Regions from separate parts of the Homo sapiens genome. Here regions 2 and 3 are each linked to region 1. A link is a contact called in ENCODE Hi-C or POLR2A ChIA-PET data. All regions are on one chromosome and are shown on one strand. Each heading gives the region's core, a stretch centred on a gene start or an enhancer-like site at or near the end of the contact. The rest is flanking DNA. Distances are from core to core; before and after follow the strand shown. Region 1 holds the start of METTL15 (methyltransferase 15, mitochondrial 12S rRNA N4-cytidine). Region 2 overlaps ARL14EP-DT (ARL14EP divergent transcript). Region 3 has its middle 20 kb from the start of ARL14EP.

Region 1 (3,731 bases), core at 233-2,732:
CCAAATGTACAATTCCTTTAAAATATGGACCTCATCATCTGAACACTGTTAAATGGCAAGTGTAACACTGAATTTGAAATCTAAAGTACTTGGATTAGGTGTGAAAACATCTGTGGCACTGATAAACCTTATACAATGTGGGTGTCAAAAAAGACAAACTTTAAAACACTTCTATTCTTCACCAATGATCCATGCAATTTTACAAGCAACTGGCAAAATATGCATATTTTCAGACTGGATTAAGATATTCTCTTAATGTCACTTAATCCAGAAAGTATTTCAGAGACAAATGACTCAATTCTGAATTGCCTTGCCTGTATAGTTCAAGACAAAATTTTGTGTTAGGAATTTTCTGAAAACTTCAGTTTTCTCTCAGAAAAATGAAAATAATATTACCTACGTCTCATGGGCTGTTTTGAGAATTAACTGAGAGACCATATGTAAAGGGACTAATAAAATACCTGGGAAGTCAAAACGTAAAGTACTATACAATGAGTTCTTACTGGAAATAAAGACATCTCGATTTTATTACCAAGACCAGCAGCACACAAATAACCATTTCATTAGCTAAGATACACGTAATACAGCCAAAAATAAGTAGTAGCTTTATTGATCCTCTGTCTAGTGATCAGAAACAATAATATAACATGCATCACATACAGTACACAATACTCCCGATTTTCCTCAACAGGAAATAAATGTCCATAATACAGAGGTTTCCATATATTGTTGCATTTATAATACTCTGCATGGGTATGAGTCATCCTATTTATAAAGTGATATTGAATCCACAAAATATAAGCTCCAAGAGGGAAGAGTTTGATTCCATTGCATACTATTGTGTCTAAAATCTAAATAATTGCTAAATGGATACAATAACAGTAATATATAGAACAATGAAATTCAGATACTGTTATTAAAAACACCCTGCCAAATAAAGTTATTTTAGCAAACGTATTTCCGATTTGTTCCAGGTATTTTCTCTCTTTTTAAAGTGTCTATGCTGAAATAATATCTATAACCTGGGACTTAAAAAAAATCACTTCACCTAATAATAAACCAAGCCAAAATCTTTAAATTTATTTTGTTATGCCATCATTAGACAGAGAATGTAAAAAGTAACCAAACAGAAAATAGTTTCACGGTCAGTACTAATGGGAGTAGGCCTGGAAGTCCTGAGAAATGAAGCCTGAGGCCTCAACCCAAAAGATCTCCAATTAATTCAGGTGAAGAGACCCCACATTTTGGCCCATATTAATGTGTCTGGAAGAAACAGGTCCCTACAACTTCTTGGAGGCCTCACTACTCAGAGAAAAGAAAATAAACACCCAGAACCCATTAATCCACACCCAAACTCCACCTCTCCCCCTAGCAGAGGGCATAGGCCAACCCCTGCCCGCAGCAGTCTCACTCACACCCTTAACTCTGGGACCGGGCCCTGCACCCGCCGGTCTACAGGAGGCCTGGTGATCTCAAGTGGCTGCCTCCCACCAGCAGCTCCGGCCTAGCCCCGCCCACTTTGGCCACCGCCTCCGGAAACGGCCGCGCGCGTTGCCACGGTGACGAGCAAGCAAAGAGCTTCCCCTGCGCAGCCAGGCTGAGCTTCTTGGCGCCAAGCTGCCGCGAGCCGTGACAGCGTCCGACGTGATGACATCACGCGAGCGGCAGCCAATGAAACGAAGCGCTGAGGAAAGTGGCTTGGGTTTGAATATTGTGGTTGAGTCTGAAGCGCTGGGAGGCGGACATTAAAGTGAAGTGGTTGCGGTAACCTGGCCTGGGCCTGAAGTGAGTGAGAGGCACATGAAGGTAAAACTGGACTCTGGGACGCTCCTTTTGGTGACTTGTATTATTGGGAACGGAGGGTCCTGCCGCTTCAGGTCTAGAAGACCAGGTGGGCTTCTTGACAAACACAGAAGCGTTGAGGGGTGGGGGATCAGGGTACCTGGGGAGAAAGTGAAAGGAAAAAGGGATTCGAGAACCTGCTAAGAGCACAGCTCTGCTTGACCGTAATCCTCGACTGCTCAGCTGGAAGGGCAGGGATCTCCTTAAGTCCTGAGAGGAAGTCTTAAGTTTTAAAGGGCATCTTGGCCCCTTTCCCAGACTGGCAGAGAACTTTAACTGCCCAGCACCTTGTAGTGTCAGCTTTTTTCCGGACTCCAAATTGGGAGTGTTTTGTTTCAGACTCACATATAAGCGTACCCAGGGGCTTACCTATCAAACGAGGAGCTTTTGTTCATCACTGCATAAAATTTTTGTCTGAAGAGCTTTAACTGTTAGTCTTGCACTGGTCAATCGGGAACCCCTCCTGAGCCCCAGTTGTAGGTAGCATCGAGATAAAAGCCGCTCTGACTGCCTAACGGGATTGCCGAGGATCAGATGAGGTACGGAAGAGATACTGTTTGGCAAATGCTCTGCAGATGAAATTAAACTGTAAACATTTAGAATCAGTCCTATAGTCTGTTCTTGGTTTCCGCAGGACTTTTTTTTTTTTTTAGGAGCTCATTAGTCACTCAGTTACAGAGAAGCCAAGACTGACTGCTGTTTATTATATGAGAAGAGAGTATTTGACCAGAATGAACTGATTTTGTGGTATAATATATAGTTTAGATTATGGATAATTAGGTAGAAATTTAGGCACTCTACAGATTTTAATTTTTAGTGTCATTCCACCACGTCTAGCCTCCTGTTTCGTTTTTGTAAGGTTTTTATAAACTTTGATGCTAGAGAATGTGATATCCAATGACTAGATAGTGCTTCTTATTAAGTTCATAGTTTGTAAGAACTATTTCAATAAACAAAGATTATCTACAAAGCACAATCACAAAGAAAAAAACTTAAAAGATTATCTGCCTTTAATAGTAGTAATTAATCTCCTTTTCTATTATTTATTCATTTATTTGAGACAGAGTCTCGCTCTGTGGTCCAAGCTGGAGTGCAGTGACGTGATCGCTGCTCACTGCAACCTCCACCTCCCAGGTTCAAGCAATTCTCGTGCCTCAGCCTCCCGAGTAGCTGGGATTACAGGCGTTTGCCACCACACTCGGCTAATTTTTGTATCTTTGGTAGAGACGGGGATTCACTGTGTTGGCCAGGCTGGTCTCGAACTCCTGACCTCAAGCCATCTGCCCGCCTCGGCCTCCTAAAGTGCAGGAATTACAGGTGTGAGGCAGGGCACCCAGCCCTTCCTCTTCTACTATTGAAAAGTATTTACAAATACATAATATTTTTATATTGAAAGTGCATCTTGTCCCATCATAGAAATACCCCAAATCAATTAAGAGACACGATAAAAATGATTTTTTTTTTTTTTTTTTTTTTGCTGACAACTGTGAAAACTAAGAGGAAAAAAAATAGCTCAGCTGTCAGTGCCGGCCTTCCCTCCAGTTGAACCTTTTATTCTTCCCTGATGGTTGTAAGTTGGTGGGAGTAGTGCCCCCAAGACTGATATTCCAAAAAGAGCTTTAAGATGGACTGTAGATGATAGTGTTGAGTATCGTTTTCAGTCCTATACAGTGTTTGTTGAATCTGAATCTAATTCAGGTTTGAGTTTGTATTTAATATATCATAACTGTCACTCTACTTCTGTATCATTGTTTGGAAGCATTCTCTTCTGATTCCAGTAGAACCTAGCTGTTAATAACATGGACTTTAGATTTGTACCCGTTAAGGAGTTTGTGTTTTATTCTTCTGGTGAGAAGTCATTGGAGACTTTAGAGCAGGTGAATGCCATG
Region 2 (4,036 bases), core at 280-2,779, 2.1 Mb before region 1:
TTATTTGCCATTCCTAGGCTAGCTTAACCACTTTACTCATCTCTTGCTACTACTATTTAAGCAAGGAGATTTGCTCTTGGGGTAAACAGTTAGTATATATCTGGGAGAAGATGGGTCCTTTCATTCTTTTTCCGGTATTTCCAGCTCATGGTATGTTGCCTAGCACATAGCAGGAGCCCAATAAAGTTTTGATGATGGATGAAGACAGAAGAATTGAAAATCCTATCATCCTGACTGAGATAAAAGAACATGGTAGGAAAAATGATAGTTTACTGTGAATGATAGTTTACTATGATGGTGACTGCATATGGGGTAGGCGTGACAGGAAAAGAGACAATTTATAGACTGTAAAAACTCTTTGTGACTTATGATTTTAGATTCACTCTAATTTCAGCATAGCATCAGCCCTCATTATTCTGGCTGGTGTGCCAATGTAGGAGAAATTATAAAGCAGTTAATTCTAATTTGTCTGAAGCTTAAGATACAGTTGTATGAATCTATACTTTTCTTTAACCAAAACAGAACAGTATCCTTTAAAACTTAACTGAGATGTTGAAGGTTAACAGGTATCTCTGAGAAGAAAGTTGTCTTTGTGTTTTAAAACATGGTTGGTAGTCATTCAATTACCTTCTTCTCATCCTTATTCTGCAATCCATACTGGGTTGGTAACTCTGTAGGTACTGGTTTTATAATTAATATTATGTATTTAGTAGGCAATAAATTTTTATTGTATTTTAATAAATTAACCTTGCTAACTAATGTGGAAAACTATAATACCATAAGTGTAGGGAATAATAGAGTCGATACCTTAAAGATTATTAAAGGCAAAATGTTTTTATCTCAAAAAAGTAAATAAGTAAAATTCAAAAATGCCTAGAGATCAACCCTAGGTGGCCGCTTAGGGATGGAATTTCTGGGGTTCTGCTAATGAAATTAATTCATGATGTTTTCTCAGTTTGCATACTTATAAATCTATATGGTGTCACAGATGTGTCTTTGAAAGTGCAATCCCTTTTGAGACCTGTAATGACCGAGCAGGTATGAGTTTCGGCTGCTCTTCTGTGGCTTCCTTTTTTTAGTCTTCTCACGGCTGTCTTAACACATTTGCTGTTCTGTCTTCTGGGGCTATAAACACCCAGAGAGTAGAATCTATATATTATCGTTTCTCCAGCTGTTTCCTAATCGGCTTAAAATGATGCACTTCTGTAAACTTTTGTTGAGCAGTTGAAAAAGGACAGCCTGAGGTATCTGAGGGGATTCAGGTTTTGGGACTGAAATTCACTTTTGTGTTTCACTAGCTGTGTGACCACAGGCCACTCACTTCTCTGAGTCTCTGAAGCATTTTAGATTGATGAGAAATAATATTCTTTTGTTATAAGGTTATGTGAAGATAGATTCATAGGATATATGTATTATCTGGCTCATAATAGAGGCTTAATATTCATCCCTTGTGTCTGTGGTGGAAATATTGTCTTAAGGCTTTACTTTCATTGTGTTCTTAATAGTCAAAAAAGTGGTTTTCCCCTTTAAAGAACACACAGGAGATCCACTTCCTCTTTGGCTGCCTTGTTTTTCTTTCACTGATTTGTCAATTTCCATCACTGATAGTGAAGCTTTTTGTGCTAAGGCTCTTCTCTTTATAGTACAGATAATAGGAAATGCTGCAACCAAATCCAAAGGGACCAGAACCAAAAAGGAGACTTTCTAATTTGAGATTTGACACCCATTTCAGCTGAGAATAAGGTTTGGTAAATATTTAAAATGGATTACATTTCTTGAAAGGACTTCTGCTGAATTTTATAAAGGAAAGATCAAAGCCTTCAGGTTTAAGTTTGATTCTACATATTTTCTACTTATGGTGAAATCCTCTGAGCCTTTTTCTCCTATAGAAAAGTTTTAATAAATCCTTGCTGAACCATTTCCACTAGAGAATTTGTCTCTATTACATTGAGGAGACTGGATATTTTAATTCTCACAGTTGATTGAATTCCAGTTCCGGAGCATCTAAATACTCTATCTTCTAGAATATCATCAATTAGTTAATTATATTTCATGATCCTAGTTTATATAAAATTCATACAAGGAAGACATTTGACTAATTTATCCTTAATACCCTTATAACATTGTTCTAAGAGTACAAATATAGCCTAGAATGTAGTAATGATGATAATAATAACAGCAACATTGGCCAGGTGCAGTGGCTCATGCCTGTAATCCCAGCACTTTGGGAGGCTGAGAGGTGGGAGGATTGCTTGAGCCCACGAGTTTGAGACCAGCCTAGACAATATAGTCAAGCCTCTTCTTTACAAAAAATATAAAAATTAGCCAGGCATGGCTGCATGCACCTGTGGTCCCAGCTACTTGTGAGACTGAGGTGGGAGGATCACTTGAGCCCAGGAGTTTGAGGCTACAGCGAGCTGTGATCATGCCACTGCACTCCAGCTTGGGTGACAGAGGAGACCCTGTCTCTGAAAAATAAATAAACTTTCTTTGTATCTAAGGTTTTTGTAAGAAAATGGTGACAATAACTGTAGCCAAACTATCTCAAAGCATTGTCACCTGTGTCAATGGACACAGAAAGGTTTTGAACAATATCATACAGAACATATTACAGTAGTGAATGCCTTAACACCCTTTCTTCACGATAGAATTCCAATTTGATTTTGATAAAGGCCTTGAAGGAAGCAGTACCCTATGTTATTTCTACACATAATCACCCTAAAACATTGTAGAAAAAAATTTGTACACAAGCCAACAACCTGATACACACATCATCCTCAATATTCAGAGATTAACATGTTAAGAAGAATGTTAACACTTTCAAAAGATTAAAATATTAATAATGTAATTATTGCCTGTGAATGTATTTGGGAAACATAGCATCAAAATCAAACAAATCATTCTTAAATCTTCAAAACCCAGTGTGTGGCAGGTCTAATCCTCCTGCTAAATGGTTAGATTGAACACAAATAGGGAGTGAGAATGGTTACATTTCTATTGACCCTGAAATAAATATCAAAGAGCAGAGTGCTATTAAATTCTAGACATAATAATCCACTGTACAAAACTACCTGAATCCTGAGTAACTGTTTCTCCTTGTAATAAGCAACCACCATTAAAGGGGATACGACACGTCTGACAGATGTGAAAGCCACTAAGTCATCAAAGAAAACTTATCCCTTCCCCCAAACAGGTGAGTCAATAGCATCGACATTTTCAAATGTCAGCTGCTGGATTATTATTTAATTCTGTTTGGAGCAAAACAGCATTAGTTCATTGATTCAAAAAGCCATTTTTTGAGCACCTGCTAGGTACCAGGAACCATGGCAGGCTTCAAGAGGTGCCAACGATAAATAGCAGACAAGATTTTCCCTAAAGAGTCCACAGCCCAGTGCAGCAGATAGACATATGCAGAAATCAACTTGGTATAGAAAAATTGCTAAGGGTTTTGGTGTCCTTGAAGGGTGTGCAGGATGAATGGGAAGGGCATTCCTGTGTGAGGGGGTAACATGCACAAAAGGAAGAGACCACAGAGCTTTGGGTCAGAGCTAGGGAACAATGCTGTGTCACTAATGCTGAAGGATGCTGAAGGGTACTAAAGGTACATAAAGTTTAAAAGGGAATTAGAATCATACTCTGGAGGGCCTTGGATGATAGGCTGAGCTTACATTTTGTTTTATTGCCAGTGGAAGCCATGGTGGGAGGTTTGAGCTGAGGTTGGAAGTTTCATCCAAGAGGGGCCTTAGATGGGTTGTTTGTAGGGTACATTTTCAGGACCTGCAGTTTGACACTGTTGACCACCCTTCTTGAAACTTGCATGTCCTTATTCTCTTCTAGTCTTCCTCCTGCTGCTTGGCCCACAGCTTGTCTATCTCTTTCTCAGGCTTTTTCCTTCTGCTTCCTTCTGTCATTGACTTTTCTCATGCTATGAGCTCTCCTAGGGTGAGCTCATTCATATTTATAGATGAAAGACTCTAACGCATTTACCTCCCAGCAAGTGTACTAAACTGAACTGCAGAGTCATGTTTCTGATAAC
Region 3 (3,841 bases), core at 829-3,328, 2.2 Mb before region 1:
TTATGAACCAGGAAGTGCCCTCACTAGACACTGAATTTGGTGGCATCTTGATCTTGGACTTCCCAGCCTCCAGAGCTGTGGGGAACAAATTCCTGTGGATTGTATGCTATCCAGTCTATGACATTTCATTATAGCAGCCTAAAAGGACTAACATATAAAGTATAAAAACAATTTCATTTTCTAAAGTGTCCTACTTTATTTTCACCCAAATTTTGGCTAATAGCCAAGGTTTAGCAAACCAAATTATTTCTCTAAATTTATCCAATTTTAGAACTGTGTATTTTTTCAAGAAAGTCGATATCACCATAAAGATGTTTTGAAGCAGGAACCTCAGAAATAGGTGAACCTATGAACGTCTAACCAAATATACTCTATATTTTTATGTAATTTCAACTGAAAAAAAGTTAAAAAATGTCAATACACTAAAATATCAAAAAAGATGAAAGCATTTAAATATCCCTGTATCACAAATGATTAAGAATATCCAGCTTTATAAAATACACTGTCAAGTATCAGAAAGTCATTATGCATTTGATTTTTTTTTTGGCATCATTATTTCTGGAAATGACATATAGAAAATGTTGAGGTGTGTGCTGAGTTCCCTTTTGTTTGGCAGGAACCAGTTTCACCTTCCCCTCTTTCACACCACAGAACTGAGAGTCCTGTAAGGGTAAAAGGGAAGAAGAACAGGAGCTGTTGATGCTTTAACTTCATTTTGCTAGCAGTGTTATAAACCACAAATTTAAGTCAATGATATGCCTTTAACTGCCTGACAAGTTATTTAATTCAGATACAGCTATTAAAAATTTATATTCATTTGACCTAGGATTGAGTTCTAGCTATGAAACATAGGATGACAGAGAAAATTATCCAAGTATTCTCTGTTTAGCTTATGAACAACAGAAATTTAATTCTTACAGTTCTGGAGGGTGAGAAGTCCAAGTTCCAATTTTCAAACATGCTAAGCACTTTAAAAGCAAGTAACACCAATACAAATACCCTAAATTGGTAACTTAATTACAAGTGCCTTATTGTTATTACAGAATGTCAGACCCTCATGGTAAATTACCATAGGCCATGCTACATTTGTCTAAAGGAGGTTAAGGTCCATGAGAATGGTATGAGAAGATTTTGCAGGGCAGGATTGAAGATGTGGGGGTAAGTCACAGCTGTTTGCTCTCCTTAAAAGATATAAAAGTTCCTGGCCGGGTGCAGTGGCTCACGCCTATAATCCCAGCACTATGGGAGGCTGAGGTGGGCAGATCACAAGGTCAGGAGATCGAGATCATCCTGGTTAACACGGTGAAACCCTGTCTCTACTAAAAATACAAAAATTAGCCGGGCGTGGTGCTGGGCGCCTGTAGTCCCAGCTACTTGGGAGGCTGAGGCAGGAGAATGGTGTGAACCCGGGAGGCGGAGCTTGCAGTGAGCCGAGATCGCACCACTGCACTCCAGCCTGGGCGACAGAGCGAGACTGTCTCAAAAAAAAAAAAAAAAAAAAAAAAAGAAGATAAAAGTTCCCAAGGGCATGAGTTTCAAACAGGCCATTCTACCCTTGATCTTTTATCCTCAAATGAGTAGAGCTAACTTTCCATCTAGTCATTACCTTGTATTCACTTAATGGTCAATCGTGCAAAAAGACAAAATTATTGACTCACATAACTGAAAATTCCAGGTTTGACTTCAGACATAACTGGATCGAGATACCCAAATTCTATCTATCTTGGTCTCTGGCTTCCACTTTCACGTATGTTGTTTACATTCTAAGGCAGATTCTCACTTAGTGCCAAGATTAGCCACCAGTAGGCCTGGTCTTAAACCTGTAAACTTAGCAACCCTCATTGAAAAAAAGCATCACTTCTTCTCTAGTCTCAGTAAGCCTGAAGTTGATTGGCTTTGATTGACCTGGCTAGTCATACATCCACCCTTCTAACATTCATTAAGGCTAGTGAGATGCTACATTCTCAAAGGCCAGGACTTGTGATAAACCCACCCTACAACCACAAAGTAAGGCCAACTGTATCTGAACCACATGGGCTGACTACAAGGGTGGTTTCTCAAAGGCCAACTGCAGAGTGCTAATTCCAGAAGGGGAAGTGATACTGGGCATGCAAAACACTACCAGACTTTAACTGACGTGGAAACAAAAATAAAAACAAAAACCCAAAGCAGATTCAAGAATTTTCCAAGCAGTGACCAAATGGACTTGATAATATGAACAAGAGAAAGGAGTAAAAAATGACTGACTATATATTTTATTGACTCATCTAAGGCCAGATACAGCAAACAATCTAATAGTTTATAATTTATTTGATTTTTAGAGCCAGGACCTGAGAACCAAGTTGAAATAGAAACAAATTAGGTTACTGTATTAGTCAGGGTTTTCCAGAGAAAGGGAACCAACTGGATGTGTCTGCCTGCCTGCCTGTCAATTGATATATTGATCTATCCATCCATCCACCCATACACCCATCCACCCATCCACCCATCCATCCATCCATCCATCCATCCATCCACCCACCCATCAAGAGGTGTAAGGAGCCTCTCAACATGGGTTGTCGGTATGTCACACAGTGTGAGGCTTTGTTTGCCAAGAATTTGTAGTTGAGCACTGACCCTAAAATCTATGTGTAGTTCTTTAAAAGACACAAGGAAAAAAATAAGCATGTTTTTTCAATTACAGCTTTTGGGGATGAGATGGAAACTTTTACTGAAAAAATTAGAAAATGTTTCTTTTTCAACATTTTCTATAGGAAAGTCTATCATCCAATTTAGAGAGGTCAGGAGCTATTTTGGAATAATAAATTTATTTTCATACACCAAACTGTAGGGCCTGTATTTTATGCAGAAATTTTCATTGCATAGTCTCATTCACTAAGTCATAAATGGCTAGATGCTTGCTAGCATTTTTAAAAAACCTCAATATACCACAATTCACTAAGCAATCCTGAATACCTCTCTTAATGCCAAAATTCAATTTGTATTTTATCCAGAATCTTGTAGTCTCCATTTACATGGTACCAGTACTGCTACTATTGGTTACTTTATCTTATGTGACAAAATAACCAATTTAATTTTCAATTACCTTCAAGACCAAATAATAAATTTGGGGTGTCAGAATATAACAAAAAACAATTTAATTTGCATTTTTCAAATTCTTCAGCGTAACTGATTGCTTGTTAACAAAGGGAAACTTAGCCAATTTGTTAAGTTTAGCAATGTTTGCAAACATTAGTTTTAATAAGTCTATTTATTATAAAACGTATCTTAGGCTTCAAAACCTAAGATAGGATAGGTAGATTATGGTAACATTTTTTTTTTTTTTTTTTTTTTTTAAGGTAAGAGTCTTGCTCTGCGTCCAGGATGGAGTGTGGTGGTGCGATCTCGGCTCACCACAACATCCGCCCCTCGGGTTCAAGCTATTCTCATGCCTCAGCCTCCCGAGTAGCTGGGACTACAGGTGTGCCCCACCATGCCCAGCTAATTTTTGCATTTTTAGTAGAGACGGGGGTTTCACTATGTTGGCCAGGCTGGTCTCGAACTCCTGACCTCATGATCTGCCCGCCTCAGCCTCCCAAAGTGCTGGGATTACAGGTGTGGGCCACAATGCCTGGCCAGCAACTCTTTAAAAAATAAAACGTTTGTTTGCTTGTAATGACATGAAATGCAGTTTCTAATCACTGGATGTTTAACCAAGAAATCACTCCCTTGTAGTTTCGAGGAGGAAAAAACACATTTTAGTTGTGGCATTTCACAGAACTGTAATACTTCCAAATTTAAATACCTTTTGTATTTGAAGGTGTTTTATTGCTATCCCAATAATCTGCTTTATCTAGTAAAT

What was found. Hi-C counts contacts between places; a loop is a spot of excess contacts on that map. ChIA-PET counts read pairs that join two places held with the same protein, here RNA polymerase II (POLR2A). Pooled maps may share reads with other maps.
Region 2: a pooled map shows a loop between it and region 1 (5-fold over the local background). The contact joins the enhancer-like site here to the promoter of METTL15 in region 1. A Hi-C loop is called at or near these places in 2 of 50 pooled maps. POLR2A ChIA-PET finds 5 or more read pairs at or near these places in 2 of 52 experiments (GM12878 and OCI-LY7).
Region 3: a loop to region 1 is called in a map with no recorded cell type, with 13 times the contacts of the local background. The contact joins the enhancer-like site here to the promoter of METTL15 in region 1. A Hi-C loop is called at or near these places in 2 of 37 single-sample maps with no recorded cell type and 3 of 50 pooled maps. POLR2A ChIA-PET finds 5 or more read pairs at or near these places in 1 of 52 experiments (B cell).

The regions. Positions count from the first base shown.
Region 1 is chr11:28,106,139-28,109,869 of GRCh38, reverse strand. METTL15 (methyltransferase 15, mitochondrial 12S rRNA N4-cytidine) reads right to left here and starts at 1,482. Exons shown (of 7, transcript NM_001113528.2): 1 at 1,418-1,482. KIF18A (kinesin family member 18A) reads left to right here and starts at 1,714. Exons shown (of 17, transcript NM_031217.4): 1 at 1,714-1,806. RefSeq lists enhancers at 1,187-1,266, 1,453-1,976, 2,177-2,436, 1,977-2,501.
Region 2 is chr11:30,203,949-30,207,984 of GRCh38, reverse strand. The region is part of intron 1 of ARL14EP-DT (ARL14EP divergent transcript); the gene reads left to right. Among named protein-coding and RNA genes, the nearest start is that of FSHB, 25 kb to the left of the region's middle. RefSeq lists an enhancer at 1,127-1,206. Within about 2 kb of position 1,529, at least 3 of the 41 ENCODE cell types and tissues checked have a DNase peak (open chromatin) inside an H3K27ac peak, as active enhancers do; they include GM12878 and OCI-LY7, where a contact is called at or near this core.
Region 3 is chr11:30,341,073-30,344,913 of GRCh38, reverse strand. No RefSeq gene overlaps it. Among named protein-coding and RNA genes, the nearest start is that of ARL14EP, 20 kb to the right of the region's middle. RefSeq lists a silencer at 1,897-1,946. Within about 2 kb of position 2,078, at least 4 of the 41 ENCODE cell types and tissues checked have a DNase peak (open chromatin) inside an H3K27ac peak, as active enhancers do; they include B cell, where a contact is called at or near this core.